Linked DNA regions of Homo sapiens: regions 1, 2 and 3 are each linked to region 4. The links are chromatin contacts, found by Hi-C or POLR2A ChIA-PET in ENCODE. All regions are on one chromosome and are shown on one strand. Each heading gives the region's core, a stretch centred on a gene start or an enhancer-like site at or near the end of the contact. The rest is flanking DNA. Distances are from core to core; before and after follow the strand shown. Region 1 holds the start of DISP2 (dispatched RND transporter family member 2). Region 2 holds the start of INO80-AS1 (INO80 antisense RNA 1). Region 3 holds the start of CHP1 (calcineurin like EF-hand protein 1). Region 4 holds the start of RMDN3 (regulator of microtubule dynamics 3).

Region 1 (2,936 bases), core at 333-2,832, 400 kb after region 4:
GGTCAGCAGGAGCATTTTTGTGTTTCTTGAATCACATAAGCAAGTCCCTATGCCCAATTAGTGTCTATGGTCTCTGGAGAAGTCCAGAGAGGGGCCAGAGGCCCCAGGGAGTTTCTGGAAGAGAGCAAGTGGATCCTGTGCCCAGGGGAAATGAGACTGGACATGGCTGATCCTTGGCAAGATATCTGAGACAGCAAATGACTCTCCTGCCCCTTCTAGGGATGCTTCTGGCCCCAGGTCCTCGCTCTGTCCTGTCACTGCCCCATCTTTGATCAGGCCATAGTCCCAGGCAGGTCCCTGGACTGGTGAATACACCCATCCTGTGTCTCACCTTCTTGAAGGCTTTGTGACTTTCAGACTGAAGAGTGGCTAAATCTATCCAGGCTAATGTGTTAACAATAAAGGGAAGAAAGCATTTCTCTCTACTTGTGGGGCTTTCTCCCCCTCTGGGGTACAGAATGTACATTTTAACTGGGGTATTCTGGAGACGATGTGTCCACTTCTGCTATTGCTATCAAGGAATGCCTTTTATTTCAGTCCAGGCAGGAAAGAGGCAGTGTCATGTCAGAGGAGGGATTCTGGGGGCGGCAGAGCCAGGCAGGGCACAGAAATTGCGCCATATTGCTACCTAGCTGGGCTGTTCCCTCACACATATGGTGGAGGAAGGGAGAAGAGAGGTGCTGAGATCTGGGCCCTCAGCAGGAAGGTGTCCCTCCTGTCCCACCAGTATGGGGCTCCTCCAGGGGTGGTACAGGCCAGCAGCCTGAGCACCAAATCCTTCCCATCTTAGCGGCTCCAGCCAGTGTGGCTGCCACATGCAGGGACTGGAACCCACACGTGCACAGCTGGGGGTCATGCAGGGCAGGCAAGCGACTGATGGTGACAAAGACAGTCCCTGACGTGCCTGCCGAATGTCTGCCTTCCCCAGGACACCCGCCTTGGCGAGCCTCCCATCCGCGATTCACGCACACCTTCATGCACACTGGCACGCTGAAACCCGGACTGAGGTTACTGCGGGCTTGGGGCTTCCGGAGAAGACGCAGGGGCAGGGCCTAGAAGGAGGGGCCGGAGGAGCCAGGGAGTCCTGGCCTGAGAGGAGGGGTAGGAGCCGTGGGTGGGGCAGGTTCCCTAAGCGGGGAGGGCGATGGGGGCTGACACTAGGGGGTGTCAGGGAGCGAGGAAATTGACCCGGCAGGATGAGGGCGTGGCGAGGGGGGCCTGGAGCTTGGCGACCCCGGGAAGGGGCTCCGGGAGGGTCTGGGGAATGAATGGGGCAACATATGGCGGCTACTGGGGATACCTGGGGCGGGGAGGGTCTGGGAGGGTCTGTGATACGGATCTGCGGAGCTGTCCGCCCTACCTGTCCGGGGAGCCGCCGTCTGGGGCCAAGGGCTCCCCCTCGGGCCGTTGCTCCCCTTCCGGACCCGGGCCGGGAGCCGGACCGCTGCCGCCGCTGCTGCTGCTGCTGTCACCGTCCATGCCCGTGGGCGGCACCGCTGTCCGGGCGCTGGTGCTGAAGCCGCGGCGGCGGCGGCGGCGGCGGCGGTGGCGGCGGCAGCGGCGGCGGGGTGCTCGTGCGCATGCGTAGGCTCTGAGCGGGCCGGTCGCTGGGCGGGGCGAGGAGGAGCCCAGCCAATGGGCGCGGCGCCGCTGCCGGAGCGGAGCGCTCTGTCTCTAAGATCCCGGGGCTGCGGATGTGAGCGCCCCTCTGCTCCCGCCAGGCCAGAGAGCCGCTGTTAGGAGTCCGGCCGTGCAACCCTTCCTAGCGGCCTCGGCCTTCCCGTAAGGAACCAGAGAGCGCGACACATGCAGAGATCCTCACAAATCAAAACGCAGACCCTTCCAGCCGGATAGAGGGCGAGCTCCACGCCCGCACTTCACCACGCTGGACGCCCCGGGTCGAGGCGGGCGGCTTCAGGCCTGCGAGGTTCCCGGCTCGCTCAGCGCCCTCCTCCCCTCCCCAGTGGGGCGAGGCATCAGGTTGGGTCTTTCTTCCCATCCTTCTGGACTTCGACTTGGACCTGGGTGTGCACCCCTTAGATGCGGAGCCCTGACTCCGTTACTCAAGTGCGCAGTCTGGTGAAGGAGGTGGGGGAAGAAGAGAGGCGCTCAGATCATCCCCAGCTCCTTCTCTTTCTTTTTTAAAATTTAAAAGGTTTATAAAGCAAACAAATCACAGTAAGCTAAGGTTAATTTTTGATTCAGGGGCACATGTGCAGGTTTGTTATAAGGGTATATTGAGTGATCCCAGATCCTTTTTTATAGTCACCGCTGCCCCCCCACCCCACCTCAGCCTGGGAGGTGCCCAATAGCCACTGACTCCAGGGCACTGGGAGGTGCCCAATAGCCACTGACTCCAGTGCCACCTCCCCCACCAGGGAGTAGCTGTGAGTAGAGCACATTTGGGTATGATGGACTGTGGACAGGCCTGGCTAAGGGGTCTAGAACTAGAATAGATATTGGCAGTGTGAGAAGCCTGGGGGGCTGGGAGTGGAGAGGATCCTGGATGTGGGATTTGACTAGGCAGAAAGGGTTTTACAGCAAGCAGGCTGTTCAGGGCCTGGTTACTTGTGCAGGGAGAGGCCTTGGTTGAAGACATGGGGCTGAGGAGAGAGTCAGGAACACTTGGACTATAGGTATCCCTAAAATGTGTGCCAATGCCAGTCCGTGTAAGACACAGGTCATAAGAAATGGGGTGGAAGAATCTAGAGGTGTAGAAGTGTTGGGTCTGCCCTGAATAGCTTATAGTTTGGTTGGAGAGATAAAGGGCCAGCCCATAAATTGCTGCCAATAGGCAAGATATGGTGAGGCCCATGAGGTGGTTGAGAAGGGGACAGTATGCAAAAAGGAAGGACCTCTTTCTTCCTAATAGGCCTTAGAGAAGGCTTCTTGGAGATGGTGGGGCTTCAGCTGGCTTGGAAGAAAGGGTGGGCTTT
Region 2 (2,887 bases), core at 194-2,693, 260 kb before region 4:
GTGCTAAGAGAGTATATCTAAATGGAGAAAGAAGATAAGCAGGCTACAGAAATCTTACGAACTTAGCTTGCCCACCCTCACTCAAGGGCTGAAAAATATGTGGTCTTTTTTTTTTTCACCTTGTGCTTTTAATGAGAACGGAAAGAAGTATGTCTAAAGCTGATTGGTAGCTCTGTGGTGAATGTTTAGGAGCTATCAAAATTGAGAGACCTTAGGGAATTCAATTACTGGAGAAGGGTAATTGTGGTAAGAATAAAACCTTAAAAGTTGTTATGAAAGCTTTGCTGCCTGCTCAGACTTGGAATTTATACAGTACTCCTTGTCTGGTGCCAGGGAGAGGGCTTAGCAGTCAATTCTGTCCCAGCTGCAGTCATTTGATTGTGTTGGTAAGGAGACCAACAAAAAGAAGAGCATTTCAATAATCTAAACAGGACCAAACAAAGAGACTGAACAAAGGTGTGTGCCACAGCTTCAGGGAGCGGGTGGTGGAAGGAGACATGGCCTGGCAGCATTCTGAAGGTGGGAAATGGCAGGCTGCAGTGCAGAGGGAGTAAACAGCCAGGACCTGTGGCTTTGTAGCAAAAACAGAGTGGCTGATGATTTGTTATGGTGCTGTCAGCACATCCGTTCTTGTTCCTTGTATACAATAATTGTGCATTTGGCAAATTGTGGCAAGAACAGAGAATGACTGTTGAGAACTTTTGGATTGCTGTCAACGGTCAGACTGTGGTTCTGAAGAAAAGCCATAGGTTCAAACCCAGAAACTGAGGAGGAACATTGTGTTTTTCTTTTAGTTGTTAGTTGTCTATATAATATCTCCATTCTTTCTCTCTCCCTTTTTGTGTCCTATGGCCACTTCCACATATACTCTTACCCAACCCCTTAAACCTAAACTCTTCCCCTCTTAATGACAGCAATTGTTCAGGGCATGTTTATGGACCAGTCTGCAAACAGGAAACTCTACTTCCTGAATATGATAGGAGTTAAATGATACTAACTGGATAAGATGAAAATTTGTGAGTTAAGTGTTCTTTAAAGATCTGTTGCTGAAATGCTTTTCTTGTGAGAAGAGGAAAGAGAAAGCACAAGTTAGTGAGTGAGAGGAGCTTCACTGCAGAGAAACTCAAAGTCAGTCTTTCTGAAAAGCCCTGCTTTCTTTATTGAATTAACATACAACTAGGGTTAACGACATTTACCAGTCAACCTATTTGCAGTCCTCCAAGAGAGCTAGTTTTGGGTTTAAAAAAAAAAAAGGGTAGGGGGGCTGGGTACCATGGCTCAGCACTTTAGGAGGCTGAGCTGGGAGGATCCCTTGAGCCCAGGAGTTCAAGACCAGCCTAGGCAATATGGCAATACCCTGTTTCTACAAAAAAAGAGAAACAAAATTAACTGGGTGTGATAGCTCACTTGTAGTCCAAGCTACTCAGGAGGCTGAGATGGGAGGATCACTTGAGCCCAGGAGGTCGAGGCTGCCATGAGCTGTCATTGCGCTGCTGCATTCCAGCCTGGGTGACAGAGTGGAACCCTGTCTTGAAAAAGGGAAAAAAAAGAGAGAGGTTATAAATCTCTTTGTTTACTTTTCTCCAAAGGCAGGTAGGATACGTTCTCAATGCTTTCAGAACTAGCAGAAACAGATATCTAGAGATAGGATGAACAAAGAAAAAACAAAATTTTCAGGTCACTTAACAGCAGATTGACATAGATGTCACCCATAGATGTCCATGTATACCTGGTGTCCTCTGAGTAAGGATGTGGAGCAGGGATGCTTTTAAGTGCCTTAAGAGCACATGTCTGATTGGGAGTGATCAGGGAATCTGCACTTCCCCCTTTGGGGATGTTTTTTCCCAGGGCACTCCTGGAGTCGTGATATTTTCAGGGCGTTGCATTCTCCCTTTAGAGCACTTTTCTGATCTCATGATGACAAGCATCTTGGTTTTAGTGATTGTGGTTGCATACAGCTTTGCATTGAGTGATTTTGTCGCTTCAATTAAATACAGTTCCCCCTCACCCCCTTTTCTTCTCCCCAGGCAAGGAGAGCCTCATCACTGACAGTGGAAAGCTGTATGCCCTTGATGTCCTGCTGACTCGGCTCAAGTCTCAAGGGCATAGGGTCCTTATCTACTCCCAGATGACCAGGATGATAGACCTACTGGAGGTAGGAGAGGGAATCTTGGGGACCTAGGATACCTTGACATTTAATTTGTAGGAATCAGATGTCCATGACTAATGTTAGTCCTGCTTAATGGGAGCCCCAAAACTCCCTTTTGTCTTTTTTCTTTTTCCTTTTTTTTTTTTTTTGAGACAGAGTCTCACTCTATCACCCAGGCTGGAGTGCAGTGATGCGATCTCGGCTCTGCAACCTCTGCCTTCCAGGTTCAAGGAATTCTTCTGCTCCAGTCTCCCGAGTAGCTGGGATTACAGGCGTGCACCACCACACTCAGCTCTTTTTTTTTTTTTTTTTTTTTTTTAAGTAGAGATGGGGTTTCGCCATGTTAGCCAGGCTGGTCTTGAACTCCTGGCCTCAAGTGATCCACCCACCTCAGCCTCTCAAAGAGTTGGGATTACAGGCATGAGCCACCACACGCAGCCCCCAAAACTCCTTTTTTTGATTTTACAATCTATAAAGGGAGCAGAGTTAGCTCCTGGCATGGGGAGTATGTGAAGGACTTCTGCCCCCTGCCCTACACCAGTGAAATAGAACACCCCTTACATCCTTTTACTAGGGAAGACATTTCTTAATTTTAAAGTAGGTCACAGCCTAGGAATCTAAAATTATGTATGGAAAACAAGATTTAGGATTAGTTCTCTGCGTAAAAAAGCAGAGAACAGCTATTCAACCTGAGTTAATATAGTGATTCTCAACTTGACTACATATCGCAATCACCTG
Region 3 (2,718 bases), core at 63-2,562, 480 kb before region 4:
CCGAGTCCTTTTGCTCCTTTGTTCAGACTAATGAGGAAGAGACTGGACTATAAAAAAAAAAATCAGTTCTGCAGGGCACGGTGGCTCACACCTGTAATCCCAGCACTTTGGGAGGCCGAGGTGGGTGGATCACTTGAGGTCAGGAGTTCGAGGCCAGCCGGGCCAACATAGTGAAACCCCATCTCTACCAAAAATACAAAAATTAGCCAAGCGTGGTGGCAGGCACCTGTACTCCCAGCTACCTGGGAGGCTGAGGCAGGAGAACTGCTTGAACCTGGGAGGCGGAAGTTGCAGTGTGCCGAGATCACGCCACTGCACTCCAGCCTGGTTGACAGAGGGAGACTCCGTTTCAAAAAAAAAAAAAAAAAAAATCAGTTCCTAGTACAAATTCACACGGAGATTTTTGGAGCACATCCAATTTCAATAGCGAATAAAAAAGTACACCAGCATAGTAGAAATCAATACATATATGAGATTAGGACAGCAAGTATCGTCGTGTAAGTAAAAAACTGGTGGTCACAGTATCCGTGTTTTTTCTCTAGAAGTTCAGATTGAAAGAAGTCTCACAATCCCAGACCCCTGATTGTTTAAAGGTCTCCAGGCATCGGGTCATGTCTCCCAAAGCCTTACTACACGGTCTTGCTTTCTGGGTGGTTTTCCCAATTTGTGACAAGAACTTGTTTGTAATTTCCCATAGTTGTCAGAGGTTTTAGGTCCTTACCCAGAAACGGATTTTCTACAGAATCCATCTCGAGTTCCTGAATTTGCTTCTCGGGCTTTACCTACTGTTCAGGATGCCTCTTCATAGGGAAGGGTGGTGCGAGGCAACAGAAAGGAAAGGAGTTCGGGGACTTTGATGGGCAGGGTGCAGAAAAGGGGGGCGTCGACGCTCTACGAGTGATCAAGAGTCCCGATTTTGAAGGGAAGGACAGCCCCACAGTAGCTAGAGCCCCGCTCCAGGAAGCTGCAGCTGGAAGAACAGGTCTTCCAGCTCTCGGTCCCCAAACCTGGAGGCTGCCCAGGACCCCCCAACCTCACAGGCACCCGAGCTCCAGACCTTAGCGACAGCCGCCCTTGGTTGTGAGGCCAGCCTGAGGCGCCCGGCGTTCCCACCCCCAACCCGAACTCACAGCCGGTCTCCTTCTTGATCTCCTCGAGCTCTTCGTCCCGCAGTAACGTGGAGGCCCGAGAACCCATCGCCGTGCCGGGAGCTCCTCCGGGAGCAGCGGCGCCAGAAGAGACGGCGACAGGAGGGAAGGAGGGAGGGAAGGAAGGGCTAGGGGTCAAGAAGGGAGAGGGCAGTGTTTCCACTGCGGACCCGGGAGGGAACCCAGGGGTGGTGCGCTGGGGAGGGCGGCCCCGAGGACCCGCCAATCAGGCGCGAGGCAGCGCCCGGCTCAGGAGCCAACGTCAGCGTTCGAGTTCCAGCCCCGAATGAATCAGCCCAGCTCCAGCCCAAGTCCTGCTGAAGACGGACCCCGCCCCCGGAACCGCAGCTGCCACCGGCCTTAAAGGGGCGATGCCACTCGGTCGCTAACGACGCAATTAAAAGGGCAACGTCATTGACCAACAGTTTTACAACAAACTAACCTGCGACAGGCAGCGTAGTCTACCTTTTCTCACAGGAATCGAACACTAGGAATCCTACTCGATAGGTGGCACGGATTGCGGAGAGAAACTTCGCGTGGGGGGGAACCCTAGGGTGTACCCTTCGGGGACTGCACGCGCTCTTCATCTTTCCTGGCTGCCGTCCTCCTCCCGGCCGCAGGGGGCGCTGGGGAGCCGGCCTCGGGGCCGCGTGCTGATTGGCTCCTCGGGAAACAGACGAGACTGGACGTTGGGCCGGGCGGGCGTCGCCTCTGCGGCGTGTGTCCCCGGCGTCGCGGACCTTTCTCCAGGTTTTCAGCCTGTGATTTGATAACCGCCGCCGGGTGGCGTGGAGCGTCCCGAGACTTCTTCCTTCATTGCAGCCCCTCTTCTTTTAGTTCTAGACTGAAGTTCGAGGAACGCACCACTTGGCTGAAATTAGGATCCAGATTTCCCAAACTTCCTTCGGAGGAAAAAGCCCTAACGATGGAGGACAGTGAATTCCTAGCTTATGGTCCGCCATTTATTTGAAGTTCCTTATTTTGTCTTAAAAATGAGAAATTTTGCATTTTATTCTCATGGTGTATTGTTTGTTTTGATTAAAAAGGTAGGCCTGGCACGGTGGCTCACGCCTGTAATCCCAGCACTTTGGGAGGCCGAGGTGGGCAGAACACCTGAGGTCGTGAGTTCGAGACCAGCCTGACCAATATGGAGAAACCCCATCTCTAATAAAAATACAAAATTATCCGGGTGTGGTGCCGCGTGCCTGTAATCCCAGCTACTCGGGAGGCTGAGGCAGGAGAATCGCTTGAACCCGGGAGGCGGAGGTTGCAGTGAGCCGAGATCGCGGCATTGCTCTCCAGCCTGGGTGACAGAGCAAGACTCCGTCTCAAAAAAAAAAAAAAAAAAAGGTAAAAGCCACCCGTTAAATTAGTGCCTACTCTCAGGTGAACCAGTTCTTACTGCTTCACCTGCCTTACCCCTTCACACCTGTTTGGTTAGAACACGTATAAGATAAGGAAGAACCGAATTCTGACTGCTGTTAGTACCCAAGTACCAGGATATTTTTGTCGTAGCAGGCTTTCCCAGGTCAACTTAAGTTACTAGTTTTAAGTGTTACCTAAGGCTTTA
Region 4 (3,114 bases), core at 405-2,904:
GATGAATCAGGAGTGAACCCCATCCTGGAAGAGTGGGCAGTCCAGTGGTGTAGACAGAGTAGAAAGCAAATAATCACAGAACAGAGTGTAATGGGTCTGGTGCGGTGGCTCACGCCTGTAATCCCAGCACTTTGGGAGACTGAGGCAAGCAGATTACTTGAGGTGAGGAGTTCGAGACCAGCCTGACCAACATGTAGAAATCCGGTATCTACTGAAAATACAAAAAGTAGCCAGGCGTGGGGGTGCAAGCCTGTAATTCCAGCTACTCCGGAGGCTGAGGCAGGAGAATTGCTTGAACCCAGGGGCGGGGGAGGAGGTTGCAGTGAGCCGAGATCGCACCACTGCATTCCAGCATGGGCGAAAAGAGCGAAACTCCGTCTAAAAAAAAAAAAAAAGTATAATGGAGGCAATAGAGCCACAGGAGCAAAGCAGGGTGAAAAGCTTAATTTCACCAAGGTGGTGATCTGGGAAGGTTTCCAGAGGAAATTTTTATTTCCTCCAAAATAAAGTGTATATATATATATATACTTTATATATATATAAATATATTTTTTGTTGTTGTTGTTTTTGTTTATTTGTTTTGAGAGGAGGCCTCACTCTGTTGCCCAAGCTGGAGTACAGTGGCGAGATCTCGGCTCACTGCAACCTCTGCCTCCTGGGTTCAAGCAATTCTCCTGCCTCAGCCTCCCGAGTAGCTGGGATTACAGGCGTGCACCACCATGCCCAGCTAATTTTTGTACTTTTAGTAGAGACGGAGTTTCGCCAGGTTGGCCTGGGTGGCCTCGATATCCTGACTTCTGTTGCCCAGAGTGATCATGGCTCACTGCAGCCTCGACGACCTGGGCTCAAGTGATCCTCCCATCTCAGCCCCCAGAGTATCTGTGACTACAGTCACGTGCCACCACGGCCGGCCTCCTGTATTCTTATATGTATACAATATCTCACAATTAAAGGGTAAATAAATATAAGATCTAGTCAAGGGTATTGGGAGGACTGGCCTAGATATTTCTTTCACTAAACTAAATTTTAACTCTTAAGAAATGTTCACAATAAAATTGTTATCATAGTCCATAAAATCGGTCTTTTTAGTTGCCACAATTATAAGAAGTTGCATACAATTACAAGAGTAAAACAGAATTATAAGACAGCACGTTAGGTTTAAGATTTATGGCCGGGTGCGGCGGCTCACGCACTTTGGGAGCCCGAGGCGGGCGGATCGCACTTTGAGAGACCAGGAGAGCGGGACCCAGTCTCTACAAAATAAAAATAAAAATAAAATGTGGGGAGAGCGTGACGTTTTCCAGGTACAGAGGGGAGGTCCAGGCAGAAGCGCAGGTAGAAAGTGTGAATATGCTGAGCGTATTCCGGGAGCAGCAAGTTAAGCCGGTGTGACCGGAGGGAAATGGAGGCCTGGCTGCCGGACGGTGAGGGTGACTGCGCGAGCGTCCGCCCAAGAAGTCTCCCTGCCTTCCCGCCTTTCCCCTGTCTTGGGCCCCTTCTTGCTTTCCTTTCGCGCTCTGTGCTGACTCCGCCCCTCCGGCGGCGCCCGTGGCCCCGCCCCTGAGGGAAACAGACAAGGGGCGGGGCCGGCGCGGTCATCTCTCTGCGCCTTCCCGCAGGGCGCCGAGCACCTGGCGCCGCCTGCCTGACGTCACGGTCACTGACAGCGTGAGCCCGCGGCGGCTGCTGCCATGGTGGCTGGCGGCCGGGTAAGGGTCTGAGTGGATCTCCTGCCAGGCCAGAGCGCCTTCGGGGGCCGCGGCGGAAGGCCAGGAGTTTGCAGCCAGGGCGCCGGGTTTGTGGTCTGCAGTGTCGTGAGGCTGAGGTGGGGGTTGAAGGCCCAGAAGCCGGACTCTGTGACCCGGGTCGGGGGGTGTACTGGAGGGGCGGCTACGTCCAGGCTGGGTGAGAAGAGAGGCAGTGGGGCCCAGGAGGCTGGAGGAAGCCTTAGGGTTCAGACTGGGGTGCACGTAGTCGAGAGCTCAGGGTTTGGGCAAGGGGATACCTGCCGGGGTTCAGCCTTGAGGGTGGGTTTACCGGGTTCACGAATCTCTCTCTCTCCTTACCCCCGCCCGCCCGCCCGCCTGCCTGCTCCCGGTGACTTCTGCTGGCCGCAGGTGCAGCATGTCTAGACTGGGAGCCCTGGGTGGTGCCCGTGCCGGGCTGGGACTGTTGCTGGGTACCGCCGCCGGCCTTGGATTCCTGTGCCTCCTTTACAGCCAGCGATGGAAACGGACCCAGCGTCATGGCCGCAGCCAGAGCCTGCCCAACTCCCTGGACTATACGCAGACTTCAGATCCCGGACGCCACGGTAGGAGCCCGTCTCCTGAGACCGCGGTCACTGCAGACTAATGGGCCTGAGGTCTGGGCTGCTTTCGGTGGAGACTGTGGGACAGGGTAACGGAGAGAAGTGCTTTAGGGTTTCACTTTTTTGGAAGCTTGTTGAAAAAGCAGTCGTCGGGCTGGGCGCGGTGGCTCACGCCTGTAATCCCAGCACTTTGGGAGGCCGAGGCGGGCGGATCACCTGAGGTCAGGAGTTCAAGACCAGCCTGGCCAACGTTCAACCAGATGTCAACATGGTGAAACCCCATCTCTACTAAAAATACAAAAATTAGCCGGGCGTGGTGGCGCGGCCTGTAGTCCCAGCTACTGGGGAGGCTGAGGCACGAGAATCGCTTGAACCTGGTAGGCGGAGGCCGCAGTGAGCTGAGGTTGCGCCACTGCACTCCAGCCTGGGTGACAGAGTGGGACTCTGTCTCAAAAAAAAAAAAAAAAAAAAAGCAGTCGTGGTTTTCTCTACTCTTTCGCCTGTACTCACAAGAAAGTATATTTCAAAAAGACTGTTTAACTTTCACTTTTAGTTCTGGCCACAATAGTGCTATGTGGGTATTAAAGGCACTTGCTTAGTGTTGGGTGAGGTGTGTAATAAGTAGAGGAAGAGTCCAAAAGAGGGCAAAAAGAATAATCTTGTAGGGATTAAAAGTCTTGAGGCTTATGTATTAAATCATATATTAGAATTTGAAGACAACTTGGCAACTATCAAGACAACTTGGCAACTATCTCATTCAAGTTTTTTTTTCTTTTTATCCCTCCTATGAGGAAACCAAGATTCAA

The links. Hi-C counts contacts between places; a loop is a spot of excess contacts on that map. ChIA-PET counts read pairs that join two places held with the same protein, here RNA polymerase II (POLR2A). Pooled maps may share reads with other maps.
Region 1: a loop to region 4 is called in a pooled map, with 4 times the contacts of the local background. The contact joins the promoter of DISP2 here to the promoter of RMDN3 in region 4. A Hi-C loop is called at or near these places in 4 of 50 pooled maps. POLR2A ChIA-PET finds 5 or more read pairs at or near these places in 2 of 52 experiments (B cell and WTC11).
Region 2: a loop to region 4 is called in a map of gastrocnemius medialis, with 2.2 times the contacts of the local background. The contact joins the promoter of INO80-AS1 here to the promoter of RMDN3 in region 4. A Hi-C loop is called at or near these places in 1 of 168 maps with a recorded cell type or tissue (gastrocnemius medialis) and 3 of 50 pooled maps. POLR2A ChIA-PET finds 5 or more read pairs at or near these places in 5 of 52 experiments (A673, IMR-90, OCI-LY7 and 1 more).
Region 3: a loop to region 4 is called in a map of ascending aorta, with 4 times the contacts of the local background. The contact joins the promoter of CHP1 here to the promoter of RMDN3 in region 4. A Hi-C loop is called at or near these places in 2 of 168 maps with a recorded cell type or tissue (ascending aorta and naive thymus-derived CD4-positive, alpha-beta T cell), 3 of 37 single-sample maps with no recorded cell type and 13 of 50 pooled maps. POLR2A ChIA-PET finds 5 or more read pairs at or near these places in 4 of 52 experiments (AG04450, GM12878, MCF 10A and 1 more).

The regions. Positions count from the first base shown.
Region 1 is chr15:40,356,865-40,359,800 of GRCh38, reverse strand. It overlaps DISP2 (dispatched RND transporter family member 2), which reads right to left and starts at 1,582. Exons shown (of 8, transcript NM_033510.3): 1 at 1,361-1,582. The coding sequence starts at 1,479. RefSeq lists a silencer at 1,402-1,661.
Region 2 is chr15:41,015,356-41,018,242 of GRCh38, reverse strand. INO80-AS1 (INO80 antisense RNA 1) reads right to left here and starts at 1,443. Exons shown (of 5, transcript NR_170322.1): 1 at 1,408-1,443. INO80 (INO80 complex ATPase subunit) reads left to right here. Exons shown (of 36, transcript NM_017553.3): 27 at 2,028-2,155.
Region 3 is chr15:41,229,862-41,232,579 of GRCh38, reverse strand. It overlaps CHP1 (calcineurin like EF-hand protein 1), which reads right to left and starts at 1,312. Exons shown (of 7, transcript NM_007236.5): 1 at 1,131-1,312. The coding sequence starts at 1,197. It overlaps EXD1 (exonuclease 3'-5' domain containing 1), which reads left to right and starts at 1,823. Exons shown (of 12, transcript NM_001286441.2): 1 at 1,823-2,101. RefSeq lists enhancers at 1,469-1,528, 1,549-1,618 and a silencer at 1,739-1,798.
Region 4 is chr15:40,753,794-40,756,907 of GRCh38, reverse strand. It overlaps RMDN3 (regulator of microtubule dynamics 3), which reads left to right and starts at 1,654. Exons shown (of 13, transcript NM_018145.3): 1 at 1,654-1,825; 2 at 2,118-2,311. The coding sequence starts at 2,125. RefSeq lists enhancers at 1,194-1,303, 1,394-1,513, 1,724-1,933 and a silencer at 2,049-2,263.